Linked DNA regions of Homo sapiens: region 2 is linked to region 1. Evidence: chromatin loops called from intact Hi-C (ENCODE). Cell type or tissue: dorsolateral prefrontal cortex. All regions are shown on one strand.

Region 1 (2,500 bases):
CCATGGCCCACGGGCCACATGTGGCCTAAGATGGCTTTGAATGCAGCCCAACACAAATTTGTAAACTTTCTTAAAGCATTGAGATATTTTTGCAATTTTCTTTTTTAGCTCATCAGCTATCGTTAGTGTTAGTGTATTTTATATGTGGTGCAAGACAATTCGTCTTCTTCCAATGTGGCCCAGGGAAGCCAAAAGATTGGACACCCCGTGAGATCTTCTAGGCGACTGGCCCCCAGTGAAATTGTGATCACGGAGGATAGTAGAGTCCCGGTAGTACACATAGGAGATGTTCCACAAACTCCATATGATCAGCACCGTTTTCGGGAGGCCCCACACTGTGCCGAACATCATGAATCAGTGAGGGTTTAGGAAGCACATCAACCTCCCAGTGTTTGGGAGCTGCTGTTTTAAGAAGGTCCCGTTTACCATTCTACTGCCCACATGAAGAGTGAAGACTAATCCGTGGACAGGATGCCTCTCCAGTCTAGCTGTGCCCCGCTCCCTCTTTCTCATCTAAATCGAACCCTTTTCCTGTGGATTGAGATGAAAAGTCCTTGAACGCACCACCTTGTGCTGCTAGGTCAGTCTAGACAATATTAAGTCACATCCATTAAGTTTTCCTTAAAGAAAATGTTTGAAATATTTCTTCCTTCAGTTCGATACTAAGTGTATTTTGCCACAAGACACTTCCTGATGACCCAATTTCAGGTCCCCATTCTTTTATCTATGTGAGAATTCTCCACTTTCAGACTCTGCTTAATTTAACTCTCTCTGAAAATGTGCAAGTTCATAAAAGAAGGTGAAATAATTACTACGGTACATACAAAGAGGTGAACATTTCTTTTTTATGTACAAATTGTGTGTTACCCCAAGTGGACTTTCCTGGGCCCGCCTCCTCCTTCTGTCCCAGGATCCTGGCCCAGCTCTGTCCCCCAATGAACTGCAGAGGTAGAGGGGTAAAGAAGAGCAGTTGAGTGGCTCAGATTGCTGCCTGAACTCTGGACCGAGGAGCAATCACGAGTAACCCCAAAAACTGCCCATTGGTTTGCGCACTCATAGCATGAAAACAAGTTCCGTTCTTTTGTGCTGTCCTGGAACATCAGCCAGCTCTTAAGTCACGTTGCCCGGATTCATGTGCTCCTGCAATGAAAGGCCCTATTGTCAACAAGGCTGGTCAACAAGGCAAAGCAAAGTTTGACCCGTGCATCAAAACCTGGAACATCCTGACTTGTTACGTGCTGAGAAATGTGTGCTTAGTATTGTATTAAAGTAAATGGGGAGGGGCAGTGTCTTTAAAAATACCCAAAGCAAAGAAAAATAGATACTATCTGCTCAATGTCCCAGAGTAGAAGTTTTTAAAATGACCTGAGAAATAGGTTTATTGCTTTCATTGCTTCCTTCCTTCTTCTTCCTCCTTCTCTGACATTTGGCCCTCCTCTCTAAAAACTTCCCCTCATAGTGACCCCAGGCTCCTGTTGGGAAGTCTCACCCACTGTGTGGGTGAACAAGCAAAGCAACTGTTAAAAGTGTTCAGATAACATGGACAAAAAACACATGGAAAAGCTGATATCGAGTTCCATTGGGTTTGGAGTGGTTCTTGCGGGCAAAGGATGCAGTGAGCTGAACATACATTAAAAATACAAACCCTTAAGAGCTGACTGGGTAAGACTTAAGCCCAGTATCTTTCAGAGATGAGTGTCTAGGTGCATCACCCAGATCTTAGCCTGCCTGAGTGTACCAGTGAACCTGCCCAGGTTTTAGTTTCCTTTTCTATAAAATGATAGCTTGGTTCTGATGATCTTCAGGCTCCCTTGGGAGGTCCTTGAGGCTTCAGCTCAAACCCTAGCTCTGCTATCTACCTCTTCTTGGTGCTGAGATTCCATGATATCCTTCAATTATTGTGGGACTGACTTAGTAGAAGGCATCAGAGGGAATGGAAGCCTCTACATTATCAATGCAGAAATTGAGGCAAGAGGCCAACATTATTGCACAAAACATGGCAGATGTTGGAATGAAGAAGACAGTGAGACACAGGCAGCAACAGAGCCTCCTTAATCTCTGACCCAAAAGAGTCTTGACTTGAAGTTCCCCAAGCTCCTTCTTTTCTCCCAGGCACTCACTGCTTTCAAAGCGACTTCAATCTCAAGTTGGGAGATGTGGCCCAGTTCAGGGTCTGCCGCAGACTCAGGCACCATCCCTTCTCCTATCTCAGTTTCTTCACTGGCAAATGGAAGGTATACAATTAGATGATTTTTAAAGCCAAGCTCAGAGCTAACATCCACAATTCCAGGAATTCCAGGAAATGCACACTAAAACTAAGGTTCTGAAACAAGTAAAAAAACAGACCAAATGTTCGAACCAACGATTTTCAGACATTGGAGCACAGGTGGCACAGGAAACAAGTGAGGTGAGTCCTGTGATTGCCCCAGCTTGCTGCCTGGAGAGACTTTCCAGGCCATGGAACAGGGACATGGAATACAGGTGGAGCACAGCCATATCC
Region 2 (2,500 bases), 120 kb before region 1:
TGTGACACAGAGACATTAAGTGAGCTTCATGCTGTTGGAAAAATGGTGCCAGTAGACTTGGTTGATGCAGGGTTGCCACAAACCTTCTACTTGGGAAAAACACAGTATCTGTGAAGCAACGAAGTAACTATCTGTATGACATATGGAAAGGAGACCTAGGCCAGGCACAGTGGTTTACACCTTGTAATCCCAGCACTTTGGGAGGCTGAAGTGGGAGGATTGCTTAAGGCCAGGAGTTCGAGACCACATTAAAAGAGGTGATCTAGAAATACCATGCTACTGTAAAAAAGAACAAGAAATATTATTTTTATTTTTTTCTTTAAAAAAATTTTTCTTTTATACCAAATCACTTCTCACCTGAAGGAAGTATTTCTAATATTGATATTGTCCTAATATTAATGGCAAACTTAATCTATAAATGTTGTGTGTATTCTGATTGCCTCACCCACCAGCTGTTCCACCAGCCTGGACAACGTAGTGAGACTCTATCTCTACAAAAAAAGTTTTTTTTTTTTTACAAAAATGACCTATATGGTGGTTCCTCAAAAAATTAAACATAGAGTTACCATAGGATCTAGCAATTTCACTTCTGGGTATATATACAAAGGAATTGAAAGTGGGGATTCAAATAGTTATTTATACACCAATATATAGAGAACATTATTCATAATAACCAAAAGGTAGAACACCCTAAATGTCTGTTGAGGGGCAAATGGACAAACGAAATATGGTCTATACATACGATGTAATAGTATTCAGCTTTAAATAGGAATGAAATTCTCATACATGCTACAACACAAATGAACCTTGAAGACATTATATTGTGTGAAAAAAAGGCAGACACAAGTGGGCAGACACTGTATGGTTCCACTTATATGAGCTACATACCAAGAACAGTCAAATTCATAGAGACATAAATTAGATAATGGTTATCAGGAGCTGGGGGTAGGGGGCAACCTGGAGATATTATTTAATGGTATAGATTTTCATTTTGGGATGAAAAAGTTCTGGAAATACACAGTGATGATGGTTGTACTTAATCCCATTGAACTAGTATAAGTAGTGGGATTAAGTAAATATACTAAGTATATCTAGTATACTTAAAAATGGTTGAAATGGTAAATTTTACATTATGTATATATTTTACCACATTAAAAGAGGTGATCTAGAAATACCATGCTACTGTAAAAAAGAACAAGAAATATTATTTTTATTTTTTTCTTTAAAAAAATTTTTCTTTTATGCCAAATCACTTCTCACCTGAAGGAAGTATTTCTAATATTGATATTGTCCTAATATTAAGAGATTTCCAAGATAGAGTAAGGGTAAGAAAACAAACAAAGTGCAGAACAGTGTGTATATTATGCTATCTTTTGTGTAAACAATGGAGGATAAAATATATATTCATATTTGTTTTTATTTGCATTAAGAAACATTGCAAGGAAAATAAGCAATTAATAAAAGTTGTTACCTCCAGGGAAGCAAGAGGAGTGGTAGTGAGACATTTCAATATATAACCTTGTATATACTTTGATTTTTGAACCATATGAATGTATTATCTAGTCAAAACAAATTTTTTAACACAGGACTTAAAATGAATTTATTCTAGTGGGATCAACAATTGGAAGTCACAGAAAATGTAGTTTTTTAGAAGTGTTGATTAAATATTGCTACTGTGACAACCACTTTCCCAGACAAGTGAGGTCCAGGAATCAGGGATCTGTGCCAGTGTTGGGTGTTTCAAGAGCCTGGTTTAGATGCGGAAGTGGAGTTCTACTTTCCCATCTACTTCAGGCTGCAAAGAGAACATATTTTGCATAGGTAATAAAGGCAAACTCTCTACGTTCATCAATATCAAGGAGTCAGAAAGAAGGAGACAGTCATTGTGCCTGGGGTGAAGTCTCTTGCCACAGTGTAAGTGCTTCAAGGCTGGCCATAGCAATGGGGTCATTAAAAACAGGGTTTGCCAGAGCCAGAGATCCTGAAGTGTTCAAAATGGCAAACTCTCTAGATTTTGGGAGGCCAAGGTGGGCAGATCACTTGAGGTCAGCAGTTTGAGACCAGCCTGGCCAACATGGTAAAACCCTATCTCTACTAAAAATACAAAAATTAGCCGGGCATGGTGGTGCGTACCTGTAATCCCAGCTACTCAGGAGGTTGAGGCAGGAGAATTGCTTGAACCTTGGAGGCGGAGGTTGCAGTGAGCTGAGATTGTGCCATTGCATTCCAGCCTGGGCAACAGAGCAAGACACTGTCTAAAAAAAAAAAGTTACTAAAGTTATTAGAATGGGTAAGCAGTTTATTTTTCTCTGCCTCATTGATCTATTTATATGTCTGTCTTCCTTACCACATTGTGGGAATTGAAGACATGAACTTTAGCTGTAGTGGAAAAAGCATGGACTTTGCAATCAGGCAGATCTATTTAAGTCCAAACCCCTTCTCTTTCTAGCTATTTGACTTTGGTCATGTTATTTTTATCACACTGAGCCTTGGGTTCTGT

Evidence for each region. Hi-C counts contacts between places; a loop is a spot of excess contacts. Peaks named below come from ENCODE experiments on the same cell type or tissue, not always from the same donor. Only the 100,000 strongest peaks of a DNase experiment are listed, where the experiment ranks them.
Region 2: a loop joins it to region 1, with 4 times the contacts of the local background. A loop is called at or near these places in 4 of 110 quality-filtered maps.

What each region holds. Positions count from the first base shown.
Region 1 is chr6:110,553,828-110,556,327 of GRCh38, reverse strand. It overlaps LOC105377939 (a long non-coding RNA gene), which reads right to left. Exons shown (of 3, transcript XR_942862.3): 3 at 819-1,140. Among named protein-coding and RNA genes, the nearest start is that of SLC22A16, 78 kb to the right of the region's middle. In dorsolateral prefrontal cortex, no CTCF peak of the experiment used is centred here; a DNase peak (open chromatin) is centred at 1,107; H3K27ac peaks cover 2,500 bases.
Region 2 is chr6:110,671,554-110,674,053 of GRCh38, reverse strand. All of the region lies in intron 2 of CDK19 (cyclin dependent kinase 19), which reads left to right. Among named protein-coding and RNA genes, the nearest start is that of CDK19, 140 kb to the left of the region's middle. In dorsolateral prefrontal cortex, no CTCF peak of the experiment used is centred here; no DNase peak of the experiment used is centred here; H3K27ac peaks cover 2,500 bases.